Linked DNA regions of Mus musculus: regions 2 and 3 are each linked to region 1. Evidence: chromatin loops called from intact Hi-C (ENCODE). Cell type or tissue: left cerebral cortex. All regions are shown on one strand. Links, peaks and the distances in the headings refer to the core of each region. The heading gives the core; the rest is flanking DNA.

What was found. Hi-C counts contacts between places; a loop is a spot of excess contacts. Peaks named below come from ENCODE experiments on the same cell type or tissue, not always from the same donor. Only the 100,000 strongest peaks of a DNase experiment are listed, where the experiment ranks them.
Region 2: a loop joins it to region 1, with 6 times the contacts of the local background. A loop is called at or near these places in 2 of 42 quality-filtered maps.
Region 3: a loop joins it to region 1, with 2.6 times the contacts of the local background. A loop is called at or near these places in 4 of 42 quality-filtered maps.

What each region holds. Positions count from the first base shown.
Region 1 is chr10:45,482,626-45,490,084 of GRCm38, reverse strand. It overlaps a transcript of Lin28b not described here. Among named protein-coding and RNA genes, the nearest start is that of Lin28b, 16 kb to the right of the region's middle. In left cerebral cortex, for the core only: a CTCF peak has its summit at 4,342; DNase peaks (open chromatin) are centred at 3,645, 3,919, 4,340, 4,679 and 1 more place; H3K4me3 peaks cover 2,108 bases; H3K27ac peaks cover 375 bases.
Region 2 is chr10:44,455,940-44,463,398 of GRCm38, reverse strand. It overlaps Prdm1 (PR domain containing 1, with ZNF domain), which reads left to right and starts at 4,651. Exons shown (of 7, transcript NM_007548.4): 1 at 4,651-4,932; 2 at 6,529-6,774. The coding sequence starts at 4,891. In left cerebral cortex, for the core only: CTCF peaks have their summits at 3,095 and 4,722; DNase peaks (open chromatin) are centred at 3,784, 4,029, 4,591, 5,422 and 1 more place; H3K4me3 peaks cover 1,863 bases.
Region 3 is chr10:45,574,153-45,581,611 of GRCm38, reverse strand. Hace1 (HECT domain and ankyrin repeat containing, E3 ubiquitin protein ligase 1) reads right to left here and starts at 3,783. Exons shown (of 24, transcript NM_172473.3): 1 at 3,462-3,783. The coding sequence starts at 3,537. In left cerebral cortex, for the core only: no CTCF peak of the experiment used is centred there; DNase peaks (open chromatin) are centred at 2,973 and 3,770; H3K4me3 peaks cover 1,345 bases; H3K27ac peaks cover 805 bases.

The DNA of each region.
Region 1 (7,459 bases), core at 1,402-6,401:
TGCATTGATAGATATGTCTGATTTCCAATATCACAGTTTTTATTACCTCCAGCTCTGTAGTACACCTTGAATAAGAGACAGTGATAACTCCAATATTTCTTTTGTTGTTCAGTATTATTTTAGCTATTCTGGTGTTTTTGTTTTTCCATATGCAGTTGAGAATTGTCCTTTCAAGGTCTGTAAAAACAAAAAAACAAAAAAAACAAAAAAACTGTGTTCAAGCTAGGCACCAGTAGTCCATGCCTTTAATGCCAGCACTTCGGAGGCAGGGGCAGGCAGATCTCAGTTTGAGGCCACCCTGGTCCACAGAGTGAGTTCCAGAACTGCCAAGGCTACACAAAGAAACCCCTGTCTCAAGTGGGAAAAAAAAACAAAAGAATTGTGTTGTAATTTTGATGGGAATTTCATTGAATCTGTAGATTACTTTTGGTAGAATGGCCTTTTAAAAAAGTATGGAATAGAGTTTATTTAGGACATGGGGAGGGGAGTTGAGGAGGAAGTAGAAACAGAGAAAGGTAGAGAGAAGAAGAGGGAGAGGGAGAGGGAGAGAGAGAGAGAGAGGAAGAGAGGAAGAGAGGAAGAGAATTGTACATATTTATATATGAATATACATTTTGTGAAAAGGGTAATTTACATTCATGATGGTTACATAGATGAAAATAAGCCTCTGTGGTTTGAGTTCCTCCTTTTACTATAATAAATAGAAAAATACCTATACAAATATAATCAGTTCATGTAGAAAAGATGCTCATTTTTAAACTAAGAAGCAAAACTAGCCAGTTATAAGAATGATGCTATTATAAATTGTATTTTGTTGCATCAAAATATGTTGTAGTCTTAACCCTAGTACCTATATGTTTCATTATTTTGTTATTGAATCTTTGCAGTGAACGTTGTGACATAATCTAAGATGCTAGCATCCATATTGAAGGGGAAATATGGACAAGAGAGACAAACATGTACAGAGAAAAGATGATGTGGGATGTGGCACCAGGGGAAAAAGCTATTTGCCAGCCAAGCAACATCTGCAGCAAGCAAGGAGAGGCTGGGAAAGGAGCCTCCCCTACAGCCCAGTGAGGAGCTGATCTGGACGCACCTTTATTCCAGACAGCTCATTCCCATGATTGTGGGACAACAGATTTCTCTTGTTATAGCTCTCCTCTCCATCAAAATGTTACTTGTAAACCCTCATTTCAAAAATGTTTCAGAGTAGGAAAAACATGTAAAAAGCCTAACTTTTCAACAGTAAAGCAGCACTTGTCATTTCTTAGTAAAATGACATGGTGTCTGGGATTTACTTTGCCAATCATAGAAAGTAAAGGGCCGGAGAGATACAACATGCTGCACTTCCGAGTTCTTAAATGCCTTGCTGATTATTTTAAATGTAGTCCAAGTGAATGTATAACTTAAACATATCTACTTCTTTTGCGCTCCTATATAAACTGTTGTAGGCAAGCAAAACTAAGGCTAAGAGAGACCATGTCAACAATCTCTGGGAATAATTATTAGAGGTCATTCTATGAGCAAAGCAAGTTATCATCATGACTCCAATTCAAAATATCCATCTTTAGAAAGAGTTCTCCAGAGTCCTGTCTTTCGACTTTTTAATCTGCTTTGGTCTTGTTGAAATATTCCTTAGAAGGTTTTTTTTTTTTTTTTTTTTTTTTTTTAACTCAAGTCTACAATCTTTCCCTAATACCCAACATGAATTAATAAACTAAAATCTTAATTTTAGTTTTCACTTCTGTGACAGCAGTATAATGCTATGACTTGACATAAACAAACAAAAAAACTCGACTTGTGTTGGTTACTTAAGATATCAACTCTGGGTTACATCTTAATGTATTTTGGTTTATGTCAGACTCTTCTTAGGACTAAACGGCTATCACATATATACCTAACACACCTAAATTGTACTGAAAGTGTTGCCCTTTAAAAGTTATTTAAAAACGAAGTTCATTCTATATGTATATCATTTGTAGATACCACACATAAATAGAAATTGCTATAGTGCTAAGTCAGTATGTCACATTTCATATGGTAATAAAATAATTAATAGCTTTGTTTTTTCATTTTAATAATCACATTTGCATCCCTTCCTCTATCTTTAAAATCATATTGCAAAGTAACATTGCGTTATAACAGAGCATCTACAATTAAAGGACACAATGATTTTAAGTATTGCTGCTAAAAGAATCTTTTAGGCAGGTGAGATGGCTCTGAGGATGATGGTGCTTGCGGCCAATTCCTCCAACTTGAGTTCAATTTCTGTCACCCATATGGTGTAAGGAGAGAACTGACCCCTGTCTGGTGTCCTCTGACCTCCACATGCTTGAACACACACACACACACACACACACACACACACACACACACAGAGAGAGAGAGAGAGAGAGAGAGAGAGAGAGAGAGAGAGATTAAGGAATAGAAACCTCTGTTCTCTGTAAGTTATGTAAGAAATGCTTCATGTATTTGCCAATGACAAGGTATCTTTTATCATAAATCACATTCCACTGACTCAAGGGAGAAGCAGACACTATCTTGGGTATGAGTTCAAAGGAGTCAATTGGTTAATTCTTAGAGGAATCACAATAGGATTTAAATTCCGATCAGCTTTCTGATGTATCTTACCCATTAAACCAGAAATGCCCTGTCCTGGAAGGCAATGCTGCAAATAGTTGAAATGAGATCTGAATCCCAGACCAGACATTCAAAGACTATAGACATAGCAATGGTTTGGTGATTTAAGTGAGGGCGCCATGCAGTTAGTCAGCCTTTGTTGTCATTTTCAAAGTTTTACAACTTTAATTTTGAACAAAACTGGTTTTGTGAAATATTTCATCTGTTTTTCTTAATTCCAAGTAATAGTCGGTTCTCAAGGCTAAATGTCTGTGTATGTTTTTTGCAGCTGGCTGACTATCATTGTGAGAGTGGAATGAGGACTTGCTGACAAGAGAGAACTAAGAAATACTAGAAATAAAACAGGAGCGACAGCAGTAATGTGGGACACTATACCCGGACTACACACACAGCCTCGTTTCTGGCCGCCGACTTAAGGGCTTGCTATGGGACAATTACTAAGTCGAACAGAATTGGGGGTCGAATATACATTTTACTAGGCACAGAGGATGCCAGGTCCCTCGAAGTTCTGACTTGGTGGATGCAGCTCATTGGATTCAGATCAGATGCACTTTGTCCTTACTGCCCCAAACTGCACGGTTAGGCAGGCTCGCCCCTGCGCAGCCGACCCGAGGCGCCGGCTACGGCCAACGCGCATCCTTATTTTCCCGGGTACCGAGTGCGGGACTGAGCCGGAGAGTGCGCCCGCTGCCTCCATCGCGCGTGCTCCCTGCGACCCACGGGGCGCGCGACAGGACGCGGAGAGAAAGGCCGCGGCTCTGGAAGCTTCCCGAAGAACCGCGGAGCCGCGGGCCGTGAGCGCCCCAGGCCCTCGGGGACGCGCCTGAGCGGGTCAGGAGATGGGGGTCGGGTGGGAGCGCGTGCTCGCGCGCGCTCGGGGCAGGAGTCCCGGGGCGGCGGCGCGCGCACGCCCGGCCCCCGGAATGAATGGAAGGTTCAATCTCGCGCGCTGGGCGCGGGCAGCCAATGACGCGGCTCGGAGCGGCGGCGGGCAGGTGTGCGCGAGCCTCGGCCTGACGCAGGGCTCGGGTCGAGCCGCTCGGGCCCCCACGCCGCCCGGTCCCTGGCACTCGGCGCGCACAGCCCTCCGGCTCGCCATGCGCCGGCCCTCGCGGCCGAGCTCCGTCAGGAAGTGACAGGCTCGCGGCGGCCGCCGCCGCCCTTTCTCTCTCTCCCCTCCGCCAGCGCGCCGGGCAGCACGACCATGAGGCCGCGGAGGTAAGCAGCCGGCCGCGCGGGCGAGGACGCGGGCGCGGACCCGGGGTGCGCGCGGGTGCGGGTGTCGCACGTGAGCAACGTCGAGCGGAGCTGGGAGCTGAGGAGCGGGGCGCTGAGGCGCCAGCGTGGGGAGGGAGGGAGAGAGGAGAGCGGAAGGGCCGCGCGGCGTGGCGCGGAGCGGCGGGTGTGACAGGTCCCGCGACAAGTTGCCGTGCGGGACGGAGCGCCGCAGCCCGCCGTCCTCCCGCTCTCTCGCTCCAGGCGCGGGCCGTGCTTGTACTTCCGGGTTCACACCTTGGGGGTCCCTGCTCTGGGCGCGGGTGGGCGCGGTGCGGTCAGCGCGGCCGCCCGGGCTCGCCGTGCGCGGCTCGGGCGGGCTCGGAGTGGGTGGCGCGGGCGGTGCGGGCTGGGGTCTCGGCGGCTCGCCCCGCGGTGCGGGCTCCTCGAGTGCGGGCTCCCGCCAGGGGGCGAGCGCACCTGCCCTCCGCGCTCGCCGCACGCCCGGCCGCTTTGTACCGGCGGGCGTCGGGTAGCCTTCGCGCTCGGGCTGGCTGGGTGACTTCAGTTTGTGAATTAGAATTCAGGATGGGAAGAGATGCGAGGGAAACAGACGTCGGTGGTGTTGGAAAAAAGGATAAAACCGGGGAAGAAATGCAGCAGCGTTAACTGCGAGAAGTGGATGCGGGTTCTTGATGAGGATTTGTACTCCGAAAACTTTTTTTAATTGATAAATATTAAGAGTTTCCGAGCAACATCTTGCAATATGCATTTAGTTCCCTTATTGGCAAATATCTTAAATGTAAGTAATAGTAAGTCCGCCATTTTGGATTGTTTCACGTAGCAGGATGAAATCTTACGTGCCAGTGTTTCCTTGAGGTCCTTTCTATGGGTTTGTTTTTATATGTAGGTTTTAAGCTGTCGTGTAATATTACTGTTCACAGACGTAATTTCTCCCGGAAATATTTTTATGGTTAGAATTGTAAACGCAAGAGAAAATACATCGTGTTCTCTTATTATTGTAGGGATTTTTTTTTTTTTGTCAAAAATATTGTAGTAGTGAGGTGGCAGTGACATCTATCTAGTATTATAATGATGTAAAACATTTTACAATATTTCTGGAAAACTAAAAATAATTTTTTCTTCACCTATCACAAAATTATGATGTTTTATTTTTGTGTGTTTAACATTTAGCTGACCACTAATGAAAAATGGCCTTTTAAAACAAATGTTAAAGTCTAACAGTAAATTAATAAAATAAATAGTAAATAAAATGTCACGATCTTATCAGATAGATCTTTAAAGTAAACCTTTAGCAATCCAAGTCCTTGGAAATGTGTCAATTTTGTAATTTTAATAAATGTAAATTGGTGAGATGACATCTTTCTCCTCAGTATTTGAGATTTGATAGAACTGAATTAGACTGTACGTTAATTCATTTCAAAAGAATATGATATAACAATTTCCATTTAAATTAGTAATAAGTTCCTAGTTCATGTTGAGAGTTCTCAGAGAAATATTTTTATTAAATAATAATGTTTATTTCTCTTTATGTATATGAACTACTGAAGTGTAAATGTACCTGGTTTCTTAAAGACCTCGAGGAATTAAACTGCCACAGGCTTTTAACAAGGGAAGGAAGATTTTCATGAGTGAAGATTTTTAGAGTTTCCTGATTTACAAGTAGGATCAGCTGATTTGTTTCTTGATAATAAAATATCTTAAGTGTTTAAGGAATTTCATATATTTAGTGCAGATTGCTAATATGAATGAACTGTTTATGAATACTTTGCAATAGATTTAGGACCAGTGATCTGATGATTATATGACCCTTTTACCCTTTTCAAATAATAAGAGTGTATTTTAATATATGTTCTGTAACCAAACTTCTTTGAGAAAGAATGAAAAATTTGTTGTGAAATTAAACTTGAGGTAAATACAAAATACTCTGAACCAGAGTCATTGTAAATAAAGCACATTGAGATCCAAAACACCTATGCTTAGTTTTCAGGATGACTTATTTTAAAGGGCGTTGCACATGTAACTTCCCAAACCCACTAAACTTTGAGTAAAGCCGTGGATAAAAGTTTAGTTTTTGTATTGACTCTGATGAAAGAAGAGGTAGGTGGGTCTTGTCTTACCTGTTTGAAACTTTAATCTTTATTGGTATCTGATCTGGTCACGTTTGGATTTCATAACAGATTGCTATACTACTTTAAAATTCATTAATAGAAGAGAAAATCCACTCCTAAACAAAAGGTATATTCATGGCATTCTATAGGTGCAGGGACTGGTATCTTCAAAATAGTTGGAGTGATACCACATTTTCCCAAGCTCTGATCAGGAGATGACTTATATACATCTTAGTTCATAGTTGATTAAGATAAAAATAGAAATATGGAGATGAGTCAACTTAGAGGTCATTATTAAAGCTCCTTATCGTGAAAGGAACATTAAAGTATTTCAGTAGGTAAAGGGTTATTTGGTCTATTTTAGAATTTTCTTTTGTCTTAAAATTACCAAAAGGTTAAAGATGTTGTATTTAAAGGCTTTAGAACCAATACTTGCTTTTCTTGTCCTTTAAAGGTAATGCATTTTCTTTATAAACAATCACTGTTTTTGATAAATTACAAGGTAAGCAAACATTTCTTGCTGCCAAGCAGAACAATGAGAATTCTTTATATATAGATATATAAAATTGATTTACTCATCCATATCTAGAAATGTGATTTATAGGGTTATATTGGTTTGAAAACTTACCATGCATATGCTTAATGGTATTGTGCTGAACCTCTGACAGGGTGAGTCTATGAAGTCGCTGACCACAGTGCTGAACCAAGACAGCCATATTGTTCCCTAGTCAATCTACCTGAAAACTGTACACAGAAATTGTGTGGCGGTTCAAGGAGAAATTTGTATATTTGTGTTATATATTTTTTTCATTTAATGAATTTTTACCCAATTGGACTGTAAATCAGAAGATATGATAAAGACAATTTATTCCCAAGGTATATTAATTTACTGTTCTGCATTGGTTTTGAATAATAGTATAAAATAAGTAGGATCAGTGCTAGAGATTTTCTCATTTTCTGAAAGCTGTCACTTCCTGACAACAAAACTTTAAAACTAGTTTAGCCAACCAATGAATTTAACCCCCAAACTGTGATTTTAGTTGATGGTAGTGCAAGGCTGTACATCAGTTTTTATTTGCGAGTTTGATTGAGGTTTATATTTTGGCACCATAAAAATCAGTATCATAATGTGTGGTTATCAAATACCAAACTAAAAACTATATGTGAAATAAGTCCTATTTAGAAGTAACAATATGAACAATTTCCAAAAGAATATAAATTTTGAGATTGTCTTGATCTAGCACTTCAGGGAAGTTTATGTTGTTAGAGGCAAGACAGACATCAGAGTTTAAGTGGTCACAGTGATTGATAATGCTGGAGTTCTACGTTGTGAGACAGGAGGAAGGATGTGAGAAACTGTCAAGATTACCTGAAGAGGATTGTGTAATGAACAAATTCATTATTGCAGCAAGAAAAGTACTATTTTAAGCATAGAACTTTGACATTATTTTCTAAAAATAGAATGAATTGAT
Region 2 (7,459 bases), core at 886-5,885, 1.0 Mb after region 1:
GGTCCCAGGCTCTCACTGATGTGGAAGCTATCCTTCCTCCCTCAGACTCTGAGAGAAGATTTTTCAAGGAAAGTGCCCATGAGCGTGCACCTGCCCTGCTGCCTCTCTCTCCCTAAGCATCCCTGCCCTGGCTCGTCTTAGTTCAGGCTCATTCCTTTTCCCACCAAATTCAGGATAGATGTCTTCTGGGTTCAGAAATGATTGCTTTTCCCACAGCCTTTTTCAGGAGTTAAGATCCCTCTCATGTCTGAATCACTATAATAAAAACATAGTTAGAAAGGCAATCAGATCTTAGAAACCCACAGTGGTTTTCCCCGTTTGCCAGGGACACGATGGTTACTGTTGGCACTATTTGTTAAGTTGGTGGATGTTCAACTGAATAAATAACTTAAAAGTATGTGGATAATCAGATAAAACCAGAACTGTGACAGGACCAAAATATGCTGAGGCATCCTGACATGGCAGCCATCTTGAAAGTTTTTACCGACCTTAGGAGAGTGCTTATCTTTGTTACATTACGAGAAGAGAGCTCTGCTTTAATTTACTTAATCTTTGTTTCTCTTCTTTAGGAAGTCAAAACAGTGACATCATCCTCTACCATCCCACAGGCCGCTAGGATCACCATTCCCAAGTCTAGGCCCTGACAATGTTTGTCCTAGTTGGGGGGAGGGGTGAGTTATGTGTCACGCAAAGGAAGCTTATGCTATTTTTAGATTGATTTAACACACCATTGAAACATATCATACACATATCACACCCATGACACACACGCGGCGTTGTAACACAGCATGTGTCATACATACATTCTCTCTCACTCACACACATAACTTGCTCTTCTTGTCCGGCTTTTAAAAATGGAAGGCAGCCCAGAGAAGCCAAGCCCGGTTGACTAGAGTTGAAAAGGCTGTTAAAGTTTAAAAGCCAAGTGCCCCTCCAGTTCTCAGCCCGGCTTTGAGACATGTGGGAGGGCTTCGAAGCCACAGTGCCCCTCTCTAAGGCTCAGGCTTACAGTTGGTCCCCAAATGTTTACCAGCATGAAGATGCCTAGCTTACAGGAAGTGGGAAATGGGTGTGGGGGGTTGAGGGTGGGTGGGTGAGTAGGGAGTGGGGAAGAGGGTGGGGGGTGATCTATTGATGTGGTTAGCCTGTCATTGACCTTGTTTGGCTATAGCAGGAGTTGAATTAGAAAATGAAAACCCGTTTCATCTTGAGCATATTTTATCCCTTTTTTTTTTTTCTTACTTTCCTTAGGGGAAAAAAACTTTTTTAAGCCCAAGTGGAGTCCAGTCTCCAGATTTGGTGCTCAGGTTCCCTCCGTGCCGCAATAGCAGCTACTATAGTCGTTTTGCTCATAGTCATCTGGCCGCCTACAGAGTGATTCCCAACCTACCCAAAGACTAAAGGGGCGGGGAACCTGGCCCAGGAGCTGAAACTGAACGAATGGTGGGTTTGCTGATGCATCAAAAGAAAGGGACGGGGCTTTCAGAGAACATAGCTATTGGGATTGTGATGGGCTACCATTTCACAGATGAATGAAGACAGCTGCTGAGATTGGGGTGTCCTGACACTGGAGAAAATGAAAAAACAAAACAAAAAACAACAACAACAACAACAAAAAAAAAAACCGACCAAAACTGTATCCAGCGTGTTGCTTAGAAGAAATATTTTTTAAAAGATTTATTTATTGCCGGGCGGTGGTGGCGCACGCCTTTAATCCCAGCACTTGGGAGGCAGAGGCAGGCGGATTTCTAAGTTCGAGGCCAGCCTGGTCTACAGAGTGAGTTCCAGGACAGCCAAGACTATACAGAGAAACCCTGTCTCGAAAAAACAAAAAAAAAAAAAAAAAGATTTATTTATTATATGTAAGTAAGTACACTGTAGCTGTGTTCAGACACCCCAGAAGAGGGCATCAGATGGTTGTGAGCCACCATGTGGTTGCTGGGAATTGAACTCAGGGCCTTCAGAAGAACAAACAGTCAGTGTTCTTACCCACTGAGCCATCTCTCCAGCTCCTAGAAGGAATATTTTAATACTTAGGATTCCAGACCATGGCCACTTCAGTTCTTTGTGCTGTGCACAGGCACTAGCACCTCCTGGTCTCCTAGCTTTAGTGTCCACATCCGGGAGTGCGGGGCTCCAGCCTTTGGAGGGTGCTGGGTGGCGCTCAGCCCACAGTCAGGCCCTGCTTAGCTGTTCTGCTCTGGACGCTACCTAAGTGCTATAATATGAATTTGCCCTTCATCTTAGCTTATACCACTATCTCTCCTTAACTACCACCGTCAGCATCAGAACTTGGCCTGGAACTGTTTGTTTTGTTTCCCCCTCATCTCGTGTTCGTTTGTCCTGGAGCAAATACTTCAAGGATATTATACTCCAATGATGCTCTATCCCTTTTTTTTTTTTTTTTTGGTTTTTTGGTTTTTTGTTTTTTTGTTTCCTGATGGTTTCACCTATGGCTTTGTCCAGCACAGCTGGAACACCTGGAACTAATTTTAGGGTTGCCTGGATGAGCCTCACACTGATATTTGATGTTTGCGTCCTCCCTAGACTCAAGCCTATTTCGCCACCTCGGAAGGTGAGCCCAGGCTGATATTAATTAACCATGAGTTGATTCACAGGCATCTTCCAGTCATTAAAGCAAACATTTGGCTTAAAATAGCCCTCTTCCCACTCTGACTGCCACCCTTTGCTTCTTTCTTTACACCACAGTGGTGGAATCACTGACACTTACATGGTATCTGTGCCCCAAGAGCAAAGTTTTTCATGAAAGGAAAGCAGGGTAAACCGTGTTAACTGCTGTGCAGTGGAGACAGCTAGCAGCAGGCCAGACCCTGAGATGACTACATTGTTTTTCTGTCCATAGTGGTGCTGACTCAGCATCGGTTAATAAACCCTCTGCAGGAGGCTGGATTTCTTTTGTTTAATTATCACTTGGACCTTTCTGAGAACTCTTAAGAATTGTTCATTCGGGTTTTTTTGTTTTGTTTTGGTTTGGTTTTTTTGGGTTTTTTTTTTTTTTTTTTTTTTGGTTTTTGGAGACAGGGTTTCTCTGTATATAGCCCTGGCACAAGAGCAAGCTAACAGCCTGTTTCTTCTTGGTGCTAGCGCCCCCTCTGGCAGAAAATGAAATAACAGGTGGACCTACAACCCCCCCCCCCCCCCCCAGTGTATTCTACTCTTGTCCCCGGTATAAATTTGATTGTTCCGAACTACATAAATTGTAGAAGGATTTTTTAGATGCACATATCATTTTCTGTGATACCTTCCACACACCCCTCCCCCCCAAAAAAATTTTTCTGGGAAAGTTTCTTGAAAGGAAAACAGAAGAACAAGCCTGTCTTTATGATTGAGTTGGGCTTTTGTTTTGCTGTGTTTCATTTCTTCCTGTAAACAAATACTCAAATGTCCACTTCATTGTATGACTAAGTTGGTATCATTAGGTTGGGTCTGGGTGTGTGAATGTGGGTGTGGATCTGGATGTGGGTGGGTGTGTATGCCCCGTGTGTTTAGAATACTAGAAAAGATACCACATCGTAAACTTTTGGGAGAGATGATTTTTAAAAATGGGGGTGGGGGTGAGGGGAACCTGCGATGAGGCAAGCAAGATAAGGGGAAGACTTGAGTTTCTGTGATCTAAAAAGTCGCTGTGATGGGATGCTGGCTATAAATGGGCCCTTAGCAGCATTGTTTCTGTGAATTGGAGGATCCCTGCTGAAGGCAAAAGACCATTGAAGGAAGTACCGCATCTGGTTTGTTTTGTAATGAGAAGCAGGAATGCAAGGTCCACGCTCTTAATAATAAACAAACAGGACATTGTATGCCATCATCACAGGATGTCCTTCCTTCTCCAGAAGACAGACTGGGGCTGAAGGAAAAGCCGGCCAGGCTCAGAACGAGCCCCACTAATTACTGCCTCCAACAGCTTTCCACTCACTGCCCCCAGCCCAACATCCCCTTTTTAACTGGGAAGCATTCCTACTCTCCATTGTACGCACACGCTCGGAAGCCTGGCTGTGGGTTTGGGCATGAGAGGCAGGGACAACAAAACCAGTATATATGATTATAACTTTTTCCTGTTTCCCTATTTCCAAATGGTCGAAAGGAGGAAGTTAGGTCTACCTAAGCTGAATGTATTCAGTTAGCAGGAGAAATGAAATCCTATACGTTTAATACTAGAGGAGAACCGCCTTAGAATATTTATTTCATTGGCAATGACTCCAGGACTACACAGCGAAATTGTATTGCATGTGCTGCCAAAATACTTTAGCTCTTTCCTTCGAAGTACGTCGGATCCTGTAATTGAGACACCGAGTTTAGGTGACTAGGGTTTTCTTTTGAGGAGGAGTCCCCCACCCCGCCCCGCTCTGCCGCGACAGGAAGCTAGCGATCCGGAGGACTTAGAATACAATCGTAGTGTGGGTAAACATGGAGGGCAAGCGCCTGCAAAGGGAAGTAAGAAGATTCCCAGTCCTTGTTGAAATCCATTTGCAAACAGAGGAAGCTGCCGCGGGTCGCAGTCGGTGGGGGGAAGCCCTGAACCCCACGCTGCACGGCTGGGCTGGCCAGGTGCGGCCACGCCCCCATCGCGGCGGCTGGTAGGAGTGAATCAGACCGTCAGTATTGGTAAAGAAGTCTGCGGCAGGGCAGGGAGGGGGAAGAGTAGTCAGTCGCTCGCTCACTCGCTCGCTCGCACAGACACTGCTGCAGTGACACTCGGCCCTCCAGTGTCGCGGAGACGCAAGAGCAGCGCGCAGCACCTGTCCGCCCGGAGCGAGCCCGGCCCGCGGCCGTAGAAAAGGAGGGACCGCCGAGGTGCGCGTCAGTACTGCTCAGCCCGGCAGGGACGCGGGAGGATGTGGACTGGGTGGACATGAGAGAGGCTTATCTCAGATGTTGGATCTTCTCTTGGAAAAACGTGTGGGTACGACCTTGGTAAGGAACCAGATTCTGTCTTTAATACGATTTGAAACCTTTTATCCCTTTTTCTTTCTTCCTTTTTTTTTTAACTTTTCTTTTCTCCCCCCTCCCCCTTTTAAAAAAAAAAAAAGAATGAAGCCTCAGTAGAAACCAGCGCTTCTGTTTTAGTACGCGGAGCACTGTCAAACATTTAGAAGACTTTTTTCCTCCGTATGAATCATTAACCCTTTCAGTTCTAGACATAATTGTCAATTCACTGAAATTTCAGTAGTGGTTCTTGTCCGCTTCGCCACTCGCTGCCTTTACATTACTGTAACTATCCCGGGTTGACTTAGGTTTTCACTTGTATTTAACATCGTTTGTTCCACATGACCTTACATGTTGGAACTAAATAAGAATGAGATAGTTTAAGTTGTACCCGGGACAAGGACAAGTAAGCATCTTTCCCCTTCTCGGAGCGTCCTATCTAGGGACGAATTGTAAAGACCAGCTCCGGAGAGGGACTCCCGCTGTACTGTGTTTACATTTTCACAAGCGCGCGTTCTAACATGGTTATCCTTATTCCTAATTTTTATCTGCGGCGTCTATGTGGGAATACGTTGCAGAGGCTGTTTTATCTTTCTTGCTTTTCCTCTTTGGAAAGGACTTTTTCCGAGGGCAGATAAGAGGAGGATCCCCAAGTCTTCTGTATAACTTTAGTTACAGTAAACTGTGCCACTTCAGTGACTTCTGGGAATTCATGCACTTTCACATTTAAATAGAAAGTGCTATTTGTGGCTGAGGGCTCCTAAAGGAATTCTCTTCAGGGAATTCTATTGACTTTTTTTTTAATATGTTTTGTTTTTAATTTTTCTATCTGGCTCGAGATGCCCACGGATTAAAAAAACAAACAAAACTGCTGGGTGTTTCCCTCTTCCCCAATTTTTCTTTTCCTGTGGTCCATGGGAGCTCGGGAAGGCTGGTACTCAAGGATGCTGGCAGGATGCAACCCCTCTCAGGCTTGCCTGCTGGAGGATGAAAGAGACTGAACGCGCGCGCGCGCGCGGCAGAGGGAGGGGACCTAGTTGTTTTGAAAGTTGCTTCGCTAGGGAGCTGGTGGGAAAGTTCAGTTTTCCCCATTTGGAAAAGGCAGACTGGGTTCCGCTCCTGCACCACACGTGTTTTCCATTTTTAGCTTCATTCAGACGCAGGCAGCGCCCCTGCCTCTTCCTCCCCTTGTTTGTGACACTTCTCTGAGACAGCTTTTCCACAGCTCTGAGGGTCTGGCGGCCATGACCCCGGGCGTCCCGGGACACAGGACGCAGCAGCGCCCACAACACATTTCTGCCTTGAGTGATAAAGCCAAGGATTGTTCAAAGGTAGCTGTTCTTTCTCTCCCGATGAGGTTAACATATACATATACGCTTTTTTTTTTTTTTTCAGCCAAAGGCTGCATTTTAAAACCGTGCTTCTTCAAGGCAGTCTACTTTACACGGCTTTGGACTCTTACTCAACTGTACAAGTACTCCAAGCTTTTAAAGTCTTCAGAGCACCGTGTTAGTCATAGCCTCTAAGAGGGAGGCACAGGAGCGCCGGACAATGGGGATTAAAAGCCTTTCCCTTCTCTTCCAGGCTGCCCCCAAGTCTAGCTCCGGCTCCGTGAAGTTTCAAGGACTGGCAGAGACTGGGATCATGAAAATGGACATGGAGGACGCTGATATGACTTTGTGGACAGAGGCCGAGTTTGAAGAGAAGTGTACATACATAGTGAACGACCACCCCTGGGATTCCGGCGCTGACGGGGGTACTTCTGTTCAAGCCGAGGCATCCTTACCAAGGAACCTGCTTTTCAAGTATGCTGCCAACAACAGCAAAGAGGTAAGCCGGCTGCCTTCTTGAAGTCTGACTGGCAATTGGGCCAGCTCTCCTACTACTATCTCTGAGAACCGTGAGAATTTATATGCATTGGCAAATAATTGATCGCTCCAGTGGCTGTTTTCCTTGCTTTCTCTTCAAACCAATTCCTATTCATTTCTTCCTCCCTTCAGCTGTCCTATACTAATTAGTAAACAGTTAAATTTTTTGGCAAGTTGACATGTCTTGGGAAAGCTAACTGGCAGCACTGGTGGGCAGCATGGTAAAGGGCTCAGTGCTTCACCCCCTGGCCCTCTTGGATGACAGTTTTAAAGGAAAGAAACTTCCTTAGAAAAAGAAGTTTTTCCTCTGCTCATGAGATGGCTTTATTCTTTTAACGAGCCAGCTTTATTAGCTGGGTTTCTAAAATTATTCTCAAAACCTTGACGTGTTTATGAACTGAAGAGATGGCATTAACCAGGAAGAGGGTCACGTAAAAGTGTCCTCTGTCAGGATGACTTCACTAACCACCCTTTACCTGTGGCAGCTCCCTGGCCTGGGCCAGGCCGGCAGGTCCATGTTTTATGGCTTCTGAAGTGGGTACACTCTTTGTATCAAAGACACAGAACACCTGAGGAGCACCTGATTTGTGTTTATATAACAATTAGAGTCGGCTGTGAAGTGATTTGCAAAATAACTCCTTGCTCTG
Region 3 (7,459 bases), core at 886-5,885, 92 kb before region 1:
TGAATGAAAGTTGTATATCAGAGCCCTCCACTCGCATCCCTTCCTTGTATTTGTTCTCCTTTACTACCTGGCAGGATTTGGCTTTTCGTTCCAGGATTTTTCTGAAGCATTTGTCCAGCATGAACCTGGTGATCCCACCTTGCTAGGGTGAGTGGCCACAGACAGCTGAGCCATTAGCCTTTCCTCACTGCACCATGCAGGCCACACCTTCCTTCCGGTAGACCTGGACTCCTTTTACCAATCTGTGGGCCTCTGTAATGTCCTCTTACAGCCTGACCTTCACCATCCTTTCAAACGGGCACAGACAGAACATCAGACTTCTGCCTCAGCTCTCTGAAAAGTGGGAAAGATGTATCTTCCTCCACACGTGAAAAGGACGCTGAGAAGCTTTTTTTTTAATTAGGTATTTTCCTCATTTACATTTCCAATGCTATCCCAAAAGTCCCCCATACCCTCCCCCCCCCACTCCCCTACCCACCCACTCCCCCTTCTTGGCCCTGGCGTTCCCCTGTACTGGGGCATATAAAGTTTGCATGTCCAATGGGCCTCTCTTTCCAGTGATGGCCGACTAGGCCATCTTCTGATACAGCTAGAGTCAAGAGCTCCGGGGTACTGGTTAGTTCATATTGTTGTTCCACCTATAGGGTTGTAGATCCCTTTAGCTCCTTGGGTACTTTCTCTAGCTCCTCCATTGGGGGCCCTGTGATCCATCCAATAGCTGACTGTGAGCATCCACTTCTGTGTTTGCCAGGCCCCGCTGAGAGGCTTTTTACAGATCCTGCTTTGGTCAGAAGTCAGATGAACTTCAATTTGACTGCTGCTCCAGCAATGTCCACAAAACGGGAAAGATGTAGTGTTGCTGTTGTTACTGTTGCTGTTGTTTTTAAAGCTGGCAGTTATTCTGACCATGAATCAAACACATATGCTAAAATGCACTCAAATTCTATCCTATTAAACAAACTACCTTCAATGTAAACCTAACAGTTTAGTTTTCTCCACATAGTGCACAATACACATGAGCCTTCTAAGACTCAGAGAGGCCACATCTCCAACATAATTTCTTTGCCTTCCCCTCCTTTTCTTTCACACTTTGTTATCCCTGCGCGGGATGACTCGTCCACATCACTCACTAGTAACATAAGGGGCTCTCTCAGTATCCCAGTCAGTACATCAAGTGTCTACTTATTAGTGCTATACAACAATGTTAATTTTACTGTAAAAGCTGATTAGAAACATACTTTAACAATTTATTCTAATTATAATTAGATATTTGTTGACTGCTAAATTCTAACAAAGCAAAAAAAAAAGGTTATTTCTTAATTTTAGAAAGATCTCAGCACTTCTGCTCAGTCTTTTTTATTATTATAAAAATATAATAATAATAATATTCCAAAGCATGCTCGTGAAGGCCAGAGGACTACGCTGTGTAGTCAGTTCTCTCTTTCTGTCTCTACATGAGGTCTAGGGATCAAAGTCAGGTAGCCAGGTCTGGGGAGGCCCCTTAACACACTGACCCCGTTCATCAGCTTCTCTGTTCAGCCTTAAAGTGCAACCACAATAATTTGTATTTTTAGAATTCACTGAACATGATGATCTACCTGAAAGAGCCAAACTAAGAGAATTCAAAGATTCATCAAAACAATGGTAAATTCAAAGAACAAAATGAACAAATTCACTGTAATCAAATGAAGATGTGTAATCAAAGAGATGTGAGCAATATGCCATTTTTTGCCTAGCAACAAGAGGAAACACTTTATTTTTAATTGTAATATTTAAGTCTCCAAGCACTCAGACTGCTGACCAGAACTTCCCAAAGACTAGGTTAAGAAACTGATAATTAAGGTCTTTTAAATGTCGGCTGTATAATTAAATCCTGCTCATCTTCTAGGAACAAACCCTAAGGAAACAGAAGACTAAGCCTTAAGGACAAAGCTGTTCTTTTAAAATCAGTAAAAACATTAAAATGTTAAAAAGCAAGTTTTTGTTTCATTCATCCTACCAAGTCCTGCCAAATCATTAACTACATTTATGGATACACATCCACGATGTTTTCTAAACACAAAACAAGACACTGTATGAAAAATGTTAGGTAAAAATGCAAAAAGATTGTTTACTATTGTGAATAGAATGACAGATTTTTCTTTATTTTTATTATCAAATCTTTCTATAATTAAAATATACAAAATATATAAATATATTTAAATATAAAATGTTTAAAACCAGGAAATATTATCAAAGCCTTTTATATCATATTTATGCAAAATGCCGGATATAAGTTAACAATACAAATAGCAATGTTAATAACCTACGCACACAGCCCTCATCAGCTGTTACCAATAGATAGCATGACATCAGGAAATATGTGAAAGCAGCCCCTAGTGAAAAGATTCACAGAGGAAATAAAGAAAAAGTTGAAGCTGACGTTTACTTCCTAAAACTAGATTGTTCTAAATTGTTTCAGTCTAGGAAAGTAACAAATTAATATATATATATATATATATATATATATATACTCAGAAACAGTTGCCACAAATTTTCTCTACTCAGAATCATAAAGAATAAAACTTTTCAAAAAAAAAAAAAAAAGTATCCCCAAACTCACAAACTCCACATTTCTTTTCATCACTCTCCTTAGCTAACTAAAACGAAGTTGGTGGGGGGGCGGGGGGGGAGGTGGAATAAAGCAAACTGAGCAGAGCAAGGTAGGCGAATGCCTAGAATCCAAATTCTTGGAAGGCTGAGGCAGGAGGCTCTAAAGTTTGCAGCCAGCCTGGGTTACAAACCTGACTGCCTTGTCTCACCGCCACTAAAATTAGTCTGACTTCACAAGGCATCAAACAACGCCCCCAGCCCCGCCCCACCTCCTCTATTTGGAGTTTGCCAAAGCAAAAGTTCGAAACAGAGCTTTTATTCCGGTGTGAATTCACACACACACACACACACACACACACACACACAGAGTTCTCACCCAGCCCACAATTCACACACACACACACACACACACACACACACAGAGTTCTCACCCAGCCCACTCAACCCAAGTCTGCAGGACTAAACGATGGAGGCAGGCAAGCTACAGCAGGAATGCCTGCTACACCAACAGAGCTGCACAAACACACCTGTCTGGTGGCTGCCAACCTTTGTCTAGTGCCAAAACCGAGGCGCCCCGCATTTCAAATAAATCCTAGCCCGCCTACCTCACTCTGTAGCTTAAGCAAACCCAGCACGTCCCCAGCCCGAGCCCGTGCGAGGCGCCACCGCACCCTTTCCCAGTGCGGGGCCCGGACCCCGCGGAACGCATTTCCGCTCGGACCGAACCCCACCGGACAGCCCGTCCCCGTCCCCGGTCCCCGTCCCCGCCCCAGCCCCAGCCCCCGCCGGCCGCGCCCCCGCGCCTCCCGCCGACTCCCCCCGCCCGCCAGCCTCGGAAAAGTGCAGCGCGCGTTCTCCGGGCGCCTCACCCTCGGGCAGCTCCACGGTGCGCGCGCGGCGCAGCGAGCGCGTCAGACGGTTGAGCTGCTCCATCGCTCTCTCCATCCTCGGCGCGGCCTCCGCGAAGCCCCCGCCGCGCCCGCGGCCTCCGCGACCCGCGCCCTACATCCCCGCACAGGCCGGGAGAAGGAGCGAGCTCGCTGCGGCCGGCGCCCAGGAACGCTAGGATGCTAAGCCGAGTCAGTCCGCCGCACCGACGGCTGCCAACCAGACCGCGCTGGGGTGGGCACCAGCCGCCGCCTCCGCTCGCTCGCGCCTTTCCTGCCGCGGCCCCGCTTCCCTCCTGGGCTCGCGAAGCCTTCTGGGAACTGTAGTTTCGAGCTGGCTGGGCCGCACTCCCCGACGGAGCCACGCCTCTATGGCATCTATGTGGTGATCTGTAGGTTAGACTGAGCAATTTGTGGAAATACTTTGTGGGCTTTCACGCGCCCTCACGTTCTTCCCTCCAAAGTTGTATAAGAGCATCCTCCCTCGGTTCTAACACACCCCAGTAAAGCAGATTAGAGAATTTCAGTTATTCCTAAATTCATCACCACCAAGCTAAAACAGATGTACTTTTCTATAAACAAATGCCTTAACTATCCTGCTTACAAATTAAATTTTGAACAGTAATAAAACTCAAGTTCGAAAGCAAAATTGTAGGTTTTTTTTTCCTTTATTGTGACTTAACAATGCCTTGTTTCTCTTGCTGAGTACATTTCTAAGAACAAGGACACAGCTCTATCGTATGCCCCGTCATATATATCCCTGTACTTAGCACAGAAAATGATGCCAACTCCAAACTTTGAGGAAAATCTAAGTGACAAACAGGAAAAACAAATGTTAATTTGGTAAAATGCAATCTCAGTTCCCATGACAGGCCCCAGTGGGCGAATCAAAGACTTCAAAGCTGGGCATGATAATACATACAGGTTATTCCCAGCACTCAAGAAGCAGAGGCAGATGGGTCCTGAGTTTGAGGTTAGCCAGCACACACAATGGAGCCCCGTTTTAAGATGATGGAGGTATGAGCTTTGAGCCTACTACATGTAGCCCAGGCTAGCTTTGCATTTGATGTGTAGCTAAAATGACTACATTCTTTGTCTCTACCTCCCCAGGGCTAGGATCTGTACTGCAGCCCTGAAGGGAAAGACTTCCCCTTCACAAGTGTTACAGCTCTGCTCCGGGCTGCAGGAGGGGGGAGTTTTCCCAATACAAGTGTAACAGCTCTCTGCTCCAGGAGAGGATGCTCCAGTGAAAGGGTTACATCTTTACTAGAGAGGGATCCTGGCAATCCAGAGCCAAAGAATACCACAAAGTCACATCACACACAAGACCTCACACAAGAGGTTTAGTAGAAAGGCAAAACCCAAGAGAGTGGCTGCCACTGCTCCGATGAAAAGCAGCAGGGAACTGAGCAGAAGGCAGGGCTTATATAGGCTTATATATTTATCTTATATAGGATTGTTGGGGCTTGGAGGTGGAGCTTTCCAAGCCAAGCTTGGGTGAGCGCAGGGGTTGGTGGGTTTTGCTCTTCAGAGATTAGTGGGTTTTCTTGTTCAGGGACTGGTGGGTTTTCTTAACCCTTTTGTCCCACACTCACTACCACACCTGGTAGACACAAAACCTCAATTATGACAAAAATGGTTTAATAAAATTTAAGTTGGAATTAGAACAATGGCTCTACAGCTAAAAGCACTGGCTACTTTTCCAGATAACCAGATTTGCTTTCCACATAGTAGCACAGGGCCATCTGTAATGCCAGTTCCAGGAGATCTGATGCTCTACTCTGGCCTCCAGGCACTGCATACAAATGGTGCACAGACATATAAGCAGGCAAACACATAAAAACTTAAAATATATATTTTTTTTCAGGGACTGGAAAGGTGGGTCAGAGGTAAAAAGCATGTTCTACTCTTGCAAAGTTTGGTCCCCAGCACCCACCTGGTACCCCACCTGGTACCCCAAATCTAATATAGTCCAGCTCTAGGGAATCAAACATACTTTGGTGTCCATACCCATGCAGAGAACACAGAATCAAGAATAAAATATCTGGGCCTGGAGAGATGGCTCAGTGGTTAAAAGCACTGAATGCTCTTCCGAAGGTCCTGAGTTCAAATCCCAGCAACCACATGGTGGCTCACGCCATCTGTAATGAGACCTCGTGCCCTCTTCTGGTGTGTCTGAAGACAGCTACAGTGTACTTATAAATAAATAAATCATTTTTTAATTATCTTTTTAAAATAGTTTAAGGGGCTGAAGAGCTGGCTCAGCAATCAAGAGCACTGGTGCTTGCTATTGCAGAGGACCCAGGTTTGCTCTCCAAAGCCCACCTAGTGACTTAACTGTCCTTAGTCTAGTTCCGGACACTCAGATGATCTCCTCTGGCTTCTGCAGGCATTGCATGCACATTGTACACTTACCAGCAAACAGAGCACTCACCCATACAATAAAAGTAATAAATCAAGACTTCAAACAGGCAAACATTTAAAAATCTGAAGTGTGAATCAATCCAATCTGTGGTGAACATAAGAATGACGACTGAAAATGAAAAATTAAGGGAGGAGGCCTCTCTCGTCTATCATCACCAGCGCTGAGAGATGCTGGAGTGCGTGAGGAACAAAGGAATGGAGATTCTCACCTTGTCTCTCAAAGAGGCAAAGCTTCCCTTGCAGTGAGTTCATCAGTGTAAGAACAAATCTTGCCTGATCACCTCCTTTTTAGAAAGAGATACTCTCTGACCTTTGTGCAGAGTCTAAAGAGGAAGAGGGTGGCTGGCATTGGTGTCCCTTCCCAGGGAGGTTCTAATCAATTCCAGCCTACATGTGACAGTCACTTGTGCTACAGGCTCAAGGCAGAGCTTCATCATCTTTACTTAACCAGTTAGTTTGGATGAGACCCAAACCTGTCTGGCAGGTTTAGAAAACCCAAAGCTTCAAAGGAAGGACAAAGGCAATAGGCCAACCAAGGTGGTGCTCAAACTTTGCAACCTGGTATCAAGTGAGAATGTTCTGGCTCTGTGTCCTCCTTAAAACATCCAACATGTCAGCTTCCTGTGGTGCGTTCATTAGCTTAGAATGCTCAAGACCCAGGACTTGGTTTTCATTACACACACACACACACACACACACACACACGCATATTAAAGGATAGAAGGCTTGGTGCTTCAGAGTCCCTGGCTACCCTTGCAGAAAACCTAGACTCAGTACACAGAATCACGTGGTGGTTCACAATCATCCATGACTTCACTTACAGGGGATTCAGCACATTCCATGAGCACTAGACACAAAGGCAGTGAGTATACATACGAAAATATACTTAAACTGATAATGAACTTAAAAAATAAATAGAAGGAAAGGAAAGCCTGTTTTGGTGCCAGGTCTGATAAAGCATGACCTACTACTGCCCTGGTGTGAGCCCAGAGGCTCCAGGTCAGTCTGGGCAACAGAGTGGAAGCCTGTCTCAAAACAACCGGTAAGAAGGAAGGATTGCACTGTTACATGAAAAATTAGTCCCTCAACACTTATCTCTGACAAGATGCAGTCATTCCATGGACTTTATGTAGAACACCTCCAAAGTCCTCTAGGCATTAAGCCCAGACATAGATTATGTAAACAGGGGTAGATTCCAAGCTGACTTCATTGTAAGCACTGTTCCCCAAGTTGGTCACTGTTTATTACATGACTGGGAAATACAGAAAAAAACTTACAGAAGAGTAGACTGGTAATTTGAAAATCTATAATATAGAGCAGTCTCCCACATAGCTCAGTTTGGAGTGTGTCTTAGTTAGGGTTTTACTGCTGTGAACAGACACCCTGACCAAGGCAACTCTTATAAGAGCAGCATTTAATTGGGGCTAGATTACAGATGCAGAGGCTCAGTCCATTATCATCAAGGCAGGAACATGGCAGCATCCAAGCAGGCATGGTGTAGGAGGAGCTGAGAGTTCTAGATCTTCATCTGAAGGCTGCTAGGAGAAGACTGGCTT